Regions from separate parts of the Homo sapiens genome. Here region 1 is linked to region 2. A link is a contact called in ENCODE Hi-C data. All regions are on one chromosome and are shown on one strand. Each heading gives the region's core, a stretch centred on a gene start or an enhancer-like site at or near the end of the contact. The rest is flanking DNA. Distances are from core to core; before and after follow the strand shown. Region 1 overlaps NPAS3 (neuronal PAS domain protein 3). Region 2 overlaps NPAS3 (neuronal PAS domain protein 3).

The links. A loop is a pair of places that touch in the nucleus more often than their neighbours do. Pooled maps may share reads with other maps.
Region 1: a map of mammary epithelial cell shows a loop between it and region 2 (3-fold over the local background). The contact joins two enhancer-like sites. A Hi-C loop is called at or near these places in 2 of 168 maps with a recorded cell type or tissue (MCF 10A and mammary epithelial cell) and 8 of 50 pooled maps.

Annotation. Positions count from the first base shown.
Region 1 is chr14:33,790,813-33,797,668 of GRCh38, forward strand. It overlaps NPAS3 (neuronal PAS domain protein 3), which reads left to right. Exons shown (of 12, transcript NM_001164749.2): 10 at 3,085-3,232; 11 at 6,645-6,769. Among named protein-coding and RNA genes, the nearest start is that of SNORA89, 85 kb to the left of the region's middle. Within about 2 kb of position 2,064, at least 2 of the 41 ENCODE cell types and tissues checked have a DNase peak (open chromatin) inside an H3K27ac peak, as active enhancers do.
Region 2 is chr14:33,227,521-33,234,653 of GRCh38, forward strand. The region is part of intron 3 of NPAS3 (neuronal PAS domain protein 3); the gene reads left to right. Among named protein-coding and RNA genes, the nearest start is that of NPAS3, 290 kb to the left of the region's middle. Within about 2 kb of position 2,196, at least 2 of the 41 ENCODE cell types and tissues checked have a DNase peak (open chromatin) inside an H3K27ac peak, as active enhancers do.

The DNA.
Region 1 (6,856 bases), core at 814-3,313, 560 kb after region 2:
TGCACACCACCACACCTGGCTCATTTTTGGATTTTTAGTAGAGGCAGCGTCTCACCATGTTGGCCAGGCTAGTCTCGAACTCCTGGCCTCAAGTGATCCATCCACCTTGGCCTCCCAAACATTATGATTTCTTTTACAAGATCTGTTGCAAACCAAAAGCAACTTGGGTGATTTTTTGGTAAACATGTTGTCCCAACTCTGCACCGTATCTGTAGTTATCTAGATTCCCACTGGCGCTTGGGGGTCTCATTCAGAAAACACCAATCCCTAGGAGAGACCAAGTGAGATTGCCTACCCTTTAGGAATTCTGCCTGTCAGACTGGCCCAGGGTAAAACCACAGGTCAGTCAAACTCGTCCTCTTCAGCCGCCCACGGTGGGCTCCCGAACCTGCTTTGTGGTATTCACCACAGGAAGTCAAGGGCTATCACGTGGCTCCCCGACTCCCCAAGGAAGCCGTGAGCCATTCCCTTCCCCTTCAGTCTTTTTACAGATACCTCCTCACATCAGAAGTCACCTGTCCTGCCCCTCTCATATTTAGCTCTCCTCTCTTGCTAGCTGACCCTTGGCCTGGGTGATAAAGAAAGCTGTATTATTATATTCATGGGCCCTAACAAACGAGTGCTGGATTTATCTTCTCAGGAAACACAGATCCATTTAGGTAGACCCAGAGTCATCCTACTGTAATTCAAAAAGATGACACCATACGGTCCCTTAGCAAAGAAGCCTTTCAGCCCCCTTCGCTACACATACGTGCAGACCACTGGGGAGGCCAAACGTTTGGCTGGATGTCTATTTCCAAATTGGGATTTTATTAAGAGAAAGTATTATCAGGAAGGAGGGGGTGATCTTTACATTGATTCTGCAGATTCTAATTTGATATTATAACTCCTTTATCCCTTTGCCCCTTTTGTATACTTTGTAAAGTGGAGATAATTCTTTTTAAAATTTTGCCTGCTTTTGGTCAAATTCTAGTCTAGAACTCCCAGGCAGGCTGTGCTGATCTGGCCTGCCATCTCAATGTATTCTTCATGTGATTCTAAAAAGGGGCTTCTTAGTCTCTTTGCCTTTGTTAAACATACTAGAACCATTTGGAATTATTCCTCATTCCAGACACAAAGCAGACAGAATTATACCCCCAACCACTGATTGGGGTGCTGTAAGTTTTCTCTGTGAAAATAGTGGACAGAATTATATAACCCATCGTTCCTCTGTTAATAGTTAACCAGGTTGAGAGGATTTGAATAAAAGCACATCTTGTTGCATGCAACAATGGTTTGACAGAAGAGCTGTATGGCAGAGTTAGTATTTTACTGCTTTCAGCTTCACCACGCAGTTTTGTAGCCTGGGAAGCCATGCATGCAGAATGGCAGAACTTACAATTGCCTACAAAAGGAGAGTACAATGCAACCTGTGGAGCCACGCCACCAAGAGAAGGTGACAGTTCCGGGCCTTCAAAACACCCTAAACTGGTGAGGAGTTTCAGAATGAAACTTGTTATGATTTGAAACACTCATCAAAGTGAGGCTTTTTCAAGTAACAGTTAAGACATAATTACCAAATTTTACAACGGTCCCGTTAGTGTGCTGTGAGAAAAAAAAGGAGAATGGAAGAAAACCTTCCAAGTTTATATGTTTATGGATGTAATAGATGGATGTGGCACTTTCAGAGCCAGGAAGAGTGGCTCAGGACAAGATGAGAAGAGCTTCCACAGCCTTAAACACAGCCCTTTTCCAAAGTGACTTCCCTTCACACCCATCCACCCCCCTCCAAAAAAAAAAAAAAAAAAAATCTAAATGTACTTCATGAAACTGTTGTATATGAAGCACTTATTAGCCGTAATTAAATGGACAATATGAATTTACTACGTCTTTAGGACTCTGGCTTGTTCTGGTTTAGAGCAAGATGATTAATGCAAATACATATTACTTGAGATAACCATTTAGCAGCTAATTTAGCCAAATTTATTACAGCAGTTAGAGGTTTTTCATTTCAGCAGACGGAGGCAAGGACATGCCAAAAGTGGGCGACGTAGATGAGTGCACACTGCCCTCTAGTGGCCAGCCAGCCGGTGAGCTTTCGCGGGGCGCCGAGTTGCTGCGATCCGCAGCCAAGTAATAACAGCAGGTTTTCCACATTTCCGGCACCCTTTTAAACCATTCCCATCCACAGCACTTTATTTCAGGGGATGATTTACTGTGCTTTCCCCTTTTACTAGCTCAGGAGTACCCAGATACAAATCAAATCAATTTCAACTTGGCGAGATTTTGGTTCAAGTATCATTTTTAACATCTGCATTTTAAAGCTCTCTTTCAGTGGGTATTTAATGGCACCGTTTCACATTACTGATTGTTTTTACTTGCTCCTTCATTTGGGGCCATATTTCAGAGTCTGTGTGGAGCTGTCACTCTGTTTGGCTCCAGCCAAGTCAATTCTGTGCCTCCCTTAGGCCAGTGTTTCTCTCTGACTCCACTGGGGAATTTATTTTGTTCCAACATTCAGCGAAGTCTCACCAGAATCTCCCCCGACTGACCAGTGTAAATTTAGTTCATCGGAGGACTATAAATTCTGTTAGACAAGATCAAAAGGAACAGACATATAAGGACGCGGGTTGAGATTGCTCACACGGAGGAGAAACGATCAAAGACGAGGGGTAAAGCATCTTTGGAACCATTCAAATATCCAGAATCTCAAAGAGGTCTACCTCCAAGCTATGAATAAATCACATACAAATTTGCCTTTCTTACCATCTGATGTCAAATCCATTGACAATATCCACACCGCATTAGGTGTTCTGTGAGCCAAAGAGATTTGTAGTCCTTTTATTCTTTTCACACCATGGCTGCCCAAAACGGAATAAAGTCTTGCTACAAATGCCAGTAACCCTGGCTCCAGAGCTGCCGCTCCACTGAATTGATTTCATTTGTCCTACTAATGGCATTCTATATTAAGCATACAGAGGGTCACCCTGGCTTGGTGTAGGTCCTCCCATTTTTAGGCTTAAGGTTTTGCAGAGATAAAAAAAAAAAAAAAGTTATTTGATCCCAGTCTTAATACAATGCCTCTGTTTTGTTTTTTTTCGCCAGTGCTGAATAAGGGTCAGTGTGTGACAAAGTACTATCGCTGGATGCAGAAGAACGGAGGATATATTTGGATACAGTCCAGTGCCACCATAGCTATTAATGCCAAGAATGCAAATGAAAAGAATATCATCTGGGTGAATTACCTTCTTAGGTATATTTTCTACTTCTTTTCTATTTCTGTCCTGGTTATAAAATATGCCATATAAAATATGGCTATGGTTAATAGCCGACATGTTGTGAATATTATCTTTTGACAGTACCTGGTGTGGAATTTCATGGCAATTCTGCTGTTCTTTCCACAAGATTCAAATAAATGTGAGAAGATCAAACTATGTTGGAAGGGACTTGCAGGAAAGATTTCAAGATTTTCAATCATTCTTGGTCTGTCAACATTTGGGCATCTCTGCAGAAGTTGCTTTGGTTTTCCCACAAATGCTTAGGCCAGAATAATACAGACTTCAGCCTACAGCTGAAGCATTCAAAAAGCATCTCCTCTTCCCCAGCACACACACACTCACACACTCCAGTTCTTGTGGAAATGAAGTAAAACAGAGCGGGAGAAAAGTGGCAGGGAACATTATATTCCTCTTATATTTCTTCCCTTTGATGCCCTTAGCATATTACATAGGGTTTGACTTCCTGGGCATTAAAGTTTCGGTAAACAAAGTGAGTTGCTTTGCCGGAATCAAACAATAGCGGTGTAAAAAATGAAGGCAATTTTTTTTTTTTTTTGGCCCACTGCTTTGTGATCTTTGGCAAGCTTTACTGCTCTTAAAATGTGTCCTTAACAGTCTATCTGCAAGTGAGCCCAAGCTCAACTGCTTCCTAAATTCTGGTGTGAGACACCATTTCTCTCCCCTTCCCAGTCTACATTCTGCCTTTGGATTCAAACTAGCAGAAAAGTAACCAAGACCCACAGATTGGGCCATCTTGAGTTTGGGGGCAGGCTTTCTGGGAAGTTCTCCACCAATCCTGCACTTGGCCTGGCTCCCTCCCACCCCCATCATTCTGGTCTTTGGCTTCTCCTGGCCTAAAGCCACCAAGCAGAGCCCACACGTGGTCTGAGTAGGAAAATTTCCAATAGGTCTTGGGAATGGAAGTTGGTGCCCTTTGGCTGATAATTTAGACAGGGAGTACCTGAATCCCATTTTTCTTTGAGACAGCCAAGTGGAGCTGGGAAGCTAACAACCATGGCTCATCAGCACACTGGCCCTTCAGAGTGTGTTCACATACTTTGGTGATGACTTGAAGGCATGAATGTGCTTGCTACCAACAGCATATCAATCAGACACTAATGATTATTGCTCTAGAGAGGGCCTTAATGTGCACCACTTAAAAGAGTCTTCATTTATCTACTTTCTATTTCCTTTTTTTTGACCTCTTCTGCTCTACATTAATTCTCTCTAAAGGTAAAAGTATGTGTATTGAGTGTGGCTTTCTCCAAGGCCTGATTTCCGTGCAAAGTCTCCCCCGTGTTTGTGATGTGTTCAAGATGAGTTCTGATATCAAGGAATCCTTGTACATAGAGTTTTATGGAATAATTACTATAGGGAATGCAGGTGGTTATAAAAACTCACATGCCAGACAGAAAATGGAATAAGGTCTTGTGGCACTGACATTCTTTTGCTAGGCAAAATGATATTGTGACAAGGAGACCCATCACCAGTAAGAATTAAACGCTGGAAACAGGCACCCTAGGGCTAGCAGTGTCTGGCTCCCATGTTGATGAAACATAGATACTGAAGTCATCTATGTAGTTGTTACTCCCATTCTCTGAGATTTCTTCCTATCTGGATCTTTCTTACTGCCTCATCAGCCTCATGACTTCCTCCTCTGCCCACAAATGCAAGGAGTAAGAAGAGCTAAGCAATCAGTCTCTGAATACCATTGATCTAGCCTAGGATCCGATGGTACAAACTCATGAGCTTTGGTGATTCTATTCCATCAAATCCCATATGGATAGGAAGGAAGTTTAGGTATCAAAGACCAGTCTTCAACCTCAAAAGCTTCAATCTCAGGCATAGAAGACCTGTTTTAGCTGACCTAAAAACACTCCCTGAAGTCAATGATAAAGGACTGTAAATTGTAGGGCAAGTGATCTGTGAGCCCCCAAAGAAGACTAAGGTAGATGGGCTTTAGCAGGGGAAACTCCACCAAGACAGCCATTTACTGGTATCACCTCTATAGGGTAAAGATCTAGTAAGAAAATGATGTGGCCCTGGCAATATAGCAACTACAGAAGTTTGGTTTTCTTTCCCACATTCTTGTCTATTATTCTTCCCTGAGCAATACTTTCACATCACTTCTTCCTGCCCAGAACCCTTGCACCCAGGCCCCAATCCAGGCTTGTCCTTCCCTGTTCTGAAACTACTGCTCCTCCAGTCTTCTTCCCATTCCCTCGTGATACTTAACAGAATTATAGACTCAGAGTATTCAGAGACAGAGTCCACCTTCCCACCATTAGTCTCATCTGATTATCTAGAGAAAGCTTTGCTGCTGAAGCTAATTCACACGAAGGAGTAAATGCCTGATAATCCATTTTAGTGAATTACCCCTCCCAGGAACATTTGCAGTTTTAGAGTAGTTACTGAAACAGTGACTCTTTACTATAGGAATTTCGCTAGAGATTAGCAAATGAGTCAGTAATCATCAATTTTAAGTCTCTGCTTGGCTAGCCATCATGGAAAAATCGAAGAGGCATTTCCCATTTTGAAGCAGGAGGATTTCCTTGTGCCTTCAGATTACAGGAGCCTACTCTCCTCATCCATCAGGTGGCCTTGGAGTGGCATTTCCAGAAGACAGGTCAAACTGACTCAACATGCTCTCTCTTCCAAAAGAGCCTTGTTTCCAAACTAAAAATAGAACAAAAATTAAGCACATTTGTGCAAGTGAGGTTAGATCCCTTCTGTTAGGGCCTCTTTCACACTGGGACTCTCCCCACTGCAATCAGATTTCCAGCTAACAAGCCACAGGTGTACACCACACGAGCAGATGAAAATGTGATTGTAATGGGTGTGTTGACAGTTTGGTAGCCATAATCCATGCATCCCAAGGTGCACCTGTGCATCTGTCAGATAGGCACCAAAGGCTCTGCTGCCCCACCAATAGCGTGGGAGCCATCTGAGCGGCTGAGAAGCTACATCAAGGGCCCAAAACAAAGGTACTGAGGCCATGGACTCATTAGGAGCCCAAGAGAAGACACGACACACCAGGAGACATGGGAATGAATTGTTGAGAGTACTTCTCATCCTCCCTTCCCCCAGGTGTACTGTCAAGCAGCACAGTTTCCTGACCCCCAGTGGTACCTGATTATTTAAAAGCTTCTCTCCATGGCTTTCAGGGATTTGGGTATTCGATCATTGCAGCAGGGTGCACCTGTGCCTTGGCACATGCAAGCCAAGCTTCCATAAAATCCCATGAAGAGCTGAGAAATGATTTCATGTTTAGTCTTTGAAACTTTCTAAACTCCAGAAGTCTGGGACAAAGAAGTGGGGGAGAAGATGGTCCAAACAAACCATGCAGAATGGGTGTCTGCACTCCTGACCAGTGCCTCCCTTCCACAGCAATCCTGAGTACAAGGACACACCCATGGACATCGCACAGCTCCCCCATCTGCCGGAGAAAACTTCCGAATCCTCGGAGACATCCGACTCTGAGTCAGACTCTAAAGACACCTCAGGTATTACAGGTATTATTCCTTCTTTTCCATGTTCTTCAGTGAAGCTTGCCCACCACGCGCAGGGGGTGGGCAACAGCCAGAGGGCCATCATCAGAG
Region 2 (7,133 bases), core at 946-3,445:
ACCAGCATGGTGAGGTTCTTCGTGAAGGCTATCCTCCTGGGTCACATAGCCATTTTCTTGTCATATCCGTACAAGATGGAAAGAGAAAGAAAGATTATGTCTCCTGTGTCTCTAATCTCATTCATGAGGGTTCCGCCCTCTGTGACAATTACCTCCCAATGATTCCACCTCCAAGTACCATCACAATGGGGATTTTGACTTTCAACATTTGGATTTTAGGAGGGGACACAAACATTCAGTTCATAACACAAGGAGTTCTAACAACCTGTAATAAAGGTACAGTTCATGTATCCCAGGCTAGAGAATCCAGCAAAATGTAGGAATGCAGTGAAAATTAATCATCCCGGTCATTTTAATGTATCTTCAGAATGGCTTATTGGTAGTAAGGTTTTCTGGTCAGTGGAGTTGAACACTCCTGAGTTCAAATCTTTGGGACTGTGAACACATTTTTTTGCTTCAGTTTTCTTGACTGAAAAAAATGGCATAGTTGGACCTGTGAACCCAGCTTGTCTATACCGTCTACTGCAGTGAGCTGAGATTGTGTTGGGAGGCTTATATTCACATAGGAACTTTCAAAGGTATATTAGGATTCCCGTTTGTGATTTTTAGTACACATTCTAATTAGGGCTTTTGTTTTTAAGATTATGGTTTTAAAATGATATTAATCAGAAGGAAGAGGTAGCTCAACATGCACAGTTTTTTGGGGGAATTCTAGCATGTAAAAAGTCTTAACTTGTATCATTTGATAAAGTGGAGGATATTTGAAGCATTTCTTAGATGATGGGTGATTTGGGTGTGTTTTGGCAGCTTGATGTTTAATACTTAACGAGACATGTAGAAGTTGATTTTATAAACTGTTAATGTAGATATTTCATTGAGTTGATAGGAAAACAAAAAAATTCTTAAAATATACTGCATCTGAAAGGAAAGGCCAATTTGCTGAAACAGTGAATAGAGCTGACATTTCCTTTCTCAGAATTTTGGCTTAATAGATATAATCTTATAGTAGGTTTTAAGATATCAATTTTTTGTTGTCATCAGGGATCCGAAATGGGTTATTTTCTCCTTTAATTTACTCACCTATTCATCCTCTAAATATTTGAATATTTATTATATTGCAAGACTCTGTACTAGGCTCTCTGGGGGATGCAAAGTGGGGGAAAAAAGCGAACCATCTCCTCTAGGAGTTTATAAGCCACTAGGAGGGAGTGACGCATTCTCACCAAATAATAAAGTAGGGTATTATTCATGTTGAAAGAGGTTTAAGCAGACAAAGTACTGTGGGATCCAGGATGATTAACGCGAAAGGAGAAAAAGACGGTAGTCCTTATTACAGTTTTAAATAGGTGATCATAATGAATATGTATACAGTACTTTCAAAATAAAATATCGTATTATTTTCCAAGTAAATTATTTTTTGAACCTCTACTTTGAAGTATTTGCCAGGTCTATATTTTAGATATCCGTTGGTGTTGGGGAATTTATTATGCATAAATATAGTTAAATATTTGAATGTGATGACATTTAATGAGAATTGTGGCCCTCCAGATGTAAGGTAAACTCACGATGGTTTTTCCTCTCAGAAAAGTATTTTAAACAGGATACCCAATGCCATGTAGAACACAGACTACTCATGCATATCTCTGTTATCTGAATATACTTACCAAACAACTAAAGGCATGAATCACATACCATACTTATAAACAAGAGCTTAATCAAACATACTCTTTTAGTATCTTCTCTCTGATAGCTTTGCTTTTCATAGAGATGGAAAGAGAGAAGTTTGAATGAAGTGTATTTTTAAGTTGTGAAATCTTAATGTATGTAGTTTGTAGAAAATCCCTTGGCATCTAAGACCTGAATATAGAAAGATCAAAAGAGTAGCTATCATCCAGGGAGCCGGGAAGTCGAGTGGCCACAGTTCAAGCCTGCTACTGAGGCAGGGCTCAGAGTCACGTGCTCACCTTCCCGCCCGCTCACATGCATCTCACTTAAAGCCTGTATTTGCGAGGGAAGACTAGACGGTGCGAAAGAGCATGTTTTGTACTTTTATTTCATTTAAATTAGCACAAAGGGAGGGAACAATTTTGCTTCACATGTGAAGTCAGTCATTTCTTGGGTTGCTAGCTCAATGTTTTAGCAGAACAGCTGTTCTGTACAATGTGGCTTTCTGCAAGCAATATTTCTACTGCTAGAAAAGTGGCAGTCTGCCAAAGAGAGTGCCCAGACCAACCCCTAAACAAAAAAATCTTTTGTCAACGACTCTAATAATTTGTACAATTCAGGAAAGGGGGGTTGCACAGTCTTTGCAGATGTGCATTTATGATGCTATTTTTAAGCAGAGCAGCATGAAAGAATAGATTCATACGAATTGTAAGTTGATCATTCATTTTAAGCATTTGGCTTCTGCTCCTGCTAAAATTTCATTCTGTGGAACGAAAACACAGCCAGCCCTGAAACGAGGTAAGGCAGGGTGTGACAAGATGAAATTCTTCATTTTCAGACCTGTGATGCCTGCTGAAAAACAGAAAGCTTTGGGGTCTTTCTCCCCAGCTAAAGAGATAAATGCAGTTTGCTGATCCCCTCACAGCAGAAACTTGTTATCCTTCAGCATTTTGAGGAAATAAACTCTTAATGAGCCTGCATTCTTTTACAGCAGTCCATTCTCTGAAAATGAGTTTAAGTGCTGAAGGAAATGCCAGAAGCGTTTACACAACCAGCGCCAAACTATTATGTGTTAATTCTCTGTAGTTTAACATCATAGACACCATGCAGTTTTTCTGGTATCAAAACCTGGTCTGTTTTCAGATCTGTCCTCTGTGCTCTGGCTATCCCAAATCTACAGCAACAGACTCTGCTAGCTTTGAACCCACGGATGGAGTTAAGAAAATAAGATGATTTCCATAAATTAAAGACCCTTGGAAAGAACACTCAAACTTCTACTAACAGCAGAGGATAAAATCTGATAGAATCCTCATCTTTTATTTTTATTCAACAGTACACCTAATATTTACATAAAAGAGAATTACATCTACTCTAGATTATTAAAATATGAAATCATATACTCCAAAATGACATAACATTTAATACAGACTTATTCTATAAGGGTGACACGGAGCAGAGAAGACCATAGAGTATTTTAAGAGAACACAGTAAAGTGAACTGTAGAATGTTCACTGCCTTGATCAAAGGCTTTCTCTAATTCTGAGTTGGGACTTTTGTTATTCTTATTTTTCTTTTAAAATATACGTTCTTTTCATATTCTGAATAGGTGTGAAAAATGCTCAATTAAATGGAGTAAATGTCGTATTAAACCAGGGGTATTTTTGCTCCAGTCAGAATGCAAACCACTTATGTTCATTTTCTCTGTCCCCTGAAACTGTTACCTTTTATGTATACTAATGAAAAACACAAACCGTGATTGTGGGAAGTTGCTAAAATTGCATTATTTCACTCTACCAATGCAGATACGCTTCTAAAGATAGTCATTCAGGTGACCTGCTAGATCATACTTCATTGTTACTCAAGTGTTCTTCAAATATTCCTTCAGTTTAATAAGGATTTACACTGAAAATTACAATTCTGTTTGCTCGTGCAAGCTTGCCAGTGCAGGGTTACTACACTTTGTGAAATGACAAGTCCTGGACAATTGTTTATAAAATATTTTATAAGTTCATAAAAATCACAGTTTTTATATATCAGAGAAATTCTCTTATGTAAAGGATTTCTATAGCAATTTGTATTTTGTAAAATCAGTTATTTTGCTAAAGCAATTGATGACTCCCCTCAAATATATATTTTAGGTTCATATTTTTAACGTTTAATTTTTCTTAAAGTAATGGAATGAAAAATCTATAAACAATAAATTTGGGCTGTTGATTTGTATTTAATAGCTATATATTCCAGGAAAATATTGGAGACACAAAATTATTCATGTTATATTCCTGTGAATTTGCTTGAGCCAGGTATGACTTTTTGGTTTAGAGCCTACACTTCTTTAATGTTCTAGTATGGTGATCTATGATCATTCTTTACACTTACACATTACCGTTTCTAAAAATCATAGAATTCACATGCTGCTCTTTATAGCAATTTTAATATTAATTGGGTAGAAAAACATGCAAAGATACTACACATCATTACATTTCATTTCTTATAAAACCTCATGAGATGAGCATCATTTTTCTTTCTCGTATGTAGAACTCTCTTTTAATTATTCCTGTTCTTTATGTGCAAAAGATATCTAAGTAAGGGGGAAAAGAAGGGGTGTTCAAAGACTCTTTAAGTAAACTTAGATGCTTTGTATATTGACCAGTTTTTCCAAATGAAATGCATTCACTTTGGCCCTTGACGTAGGCAAATGGTTCAAGAAGCTCAAATCCATTCATACTAGCCTCTGTGCAAAAAGCAAGAAAAACTCAAAAATCATTTTCTATAAATGCTTATCTATTACAATTCATGTAGATAGTCCTATAGAGAGAATTGGTATGTATTTCATAATAATACCATGTAGTCTTATCAACCATTAGGTAATGATTACATTTCAGCACATTCTAGCCAGAACCCCCCAAAATAGATTGAGTGACAGTAGCAAGAAGACAGTTGCTTAGATTGCGGATCCAGCTGATGTCAGTAGTATTGTTTTTGTTAGCTTGTGAGTAAACTCCACAAGAAGAAAACATTCAGATCCAGTCCATAAACTTCTCTCTAGACATAACCAAGTTGCTGGGCCAGCGTGGACTCAGATTAAGAGTGTGGGTGCTTTGGACGGATTCATCCCCACAACAGAGCTTGTTTCCTTTGTTTAACAAGTACTAAACTACACTTGCACACTTCATCACTCACTCTTAGTTGTTTATATGTTGAAACCATATTATGAGATCATACTTTCTGAATACACTCAATCTGTTTTTCATAATTTGACATTCTACTGTGGAACAGTGAGATGACTTGCGCAGTGTTAAGTAGTGTCAGGTTTATAATCTCCCAATATCTTTAGTTCTTTACTGAATTCATTCCCTTCTTCTGCGTTGCTCTCTCTTTTGAATTATGTTTGTGGCAAACCTCACCCTTCCTGTGATTAATGGGTGTTAAAACAGTGAAATCGGAGTTCTCAGATTTTGTTCTACAATCACTTCCCTTAGCTTTCGTCTACTTCTACAATACTATTCTTTTCCCCTTCTCTATTTGTTCCCTATTTAAATGAGTCCTATAAGTTACTACATTTCATGGTCTTGTTCAAAGAATTGCAGAGCAAAATTGTCGAACAGTAGTAACATTTTAAATAATGATTAAGCAATGCACAGAAAAGCAGCCAGTGCAAAGCAGATATTTAAGTACAGGTTTCTCAGAGACATTACAATTTCACTTTAGTTTCTAGGGCGAGTAGTGCTGGATGGTGGATTTAGGGGCGGAAGAAAACTGCCCATTGCATTGTAGGCCACTTATACCCCATATGTATAACAAACCTTACATCCAAATCACTTATATGCTATGGATCTCTCTGCTGATGTTAGTCATCTGATTTGCAGAGAACTAGAACTAATAACCTTTTCAAATGTTATCAAATGATGACAAATCAAATTACTTAAATGATGACTGATCAAGTATTTGATATTTTAATTTTGAATGAATCTACCTCAAGGACTTGATATTTCCCTTAGTTTGAGTAAAGACCACAAATGCTAAACAGTCACATAGTTCATAAATTTCACAAACAATGAACCCCGAATGCTATAAATTAACTTTATTTACTGACTTTAAAATAAATGAATGGCCTTTAGCATAGCTATAGACATAGCAAACTAAGTGGAAATTGAGGGAAAAGCACCTGACTGGAAGTACTTTTAACTATATTATAGGTTTGTTTTGGATGCAAATGAATCTGACTAGATTTCTCAGTAGCAAAGGAGACAGAAGCTCTTACATGTAGGTCATCCTGCATTTTAGGTTGCTAATGATTCATTTTAATGTCACCGTTTAGTTACATACTGATCATTTATACTGACAAAAAGGATAAAAAGAAAACAAGGAACCTGTCATCAATCATTCATTTAATCAAGTAGCAAAAGTAGATAAATAAACATACTGAGTTAATTATTCTTCTGTATGTAATGATTGACAATAAAGCTAATTTATGCTTATTTTAACCCTTTAATATTTAGTGCTGTTAGGATTAATGGGAATTAGCAGTTGTAGAAAGGACTTGCAGGTGACCTTGTTCCTAAATTACCTTAAGGGAACTCAGTATTCGTACTTGAGGAGTTTATTCATTTGACATCTATCCTGATAAAGAGTTGTAGTTATTTGCATTTAAGCATATTAACTCTATGCTATCAAATATAATGAAAAACAATTACACTATGTTGGTCTGCCTCCTTTGTATTAATCCTATTCAGACTGTCTAATGAAGACTTTTTCTTTGAAATGTGCATTCTTAATATGTAAAATAATTTATAACCAGATACAACTATGCTGTCAATTCAAATGTATATTAGATAAAGCACGAGTGGAAAAGAAGTCTTAGTGACAGCAAAACACTAAAATATGTTTTTAAGTTAAAGGGGTCCTTGAAAGTTATAAAAACCTATTTTTTGGCTTGCTAGCATTTTTTCTCCAGTTTTTCCCCCAAAATTTTGTCTGGTGGCAATTCCCTTTAAAAAATAATTTTACTTTTATTAGACTTTCCATAAACAAGATATTCTTCAGGTAAGTGTGTATAATAAATCAAAAGTTATAAACATTTTCTCTGGAATCTTTCTAGCATCCTTATCTAAATCAGCCTGCACCCAAGAAATGGGAAAGTAATAAGCAGACCTAAGGGATTTACGCATGCAAATAGGAATTCAGTTGTTCATTAAAATTATTGTACTAAGATTTGAAAGATAAACTGTGGTTGCCTCTATGGTTAGAGATGTATCTCTTCTAGATGCATTTTATTAAATGCCATTTTTCCTTAGCACTTTTAATGTTTAGTGTAGCCAAATTCTAACCACTGACTAAATAGACTTCTCTTCCAGCTCGTTAAGTCTGGCCAGTTCAGTTATATGAAACTAGAAATGAAATTAGAGAGAGTTGGTGAGCGAGAAAACCGTGGCTGTGTGGTGGCTAGACCAGAGCACATTTTGCACGAA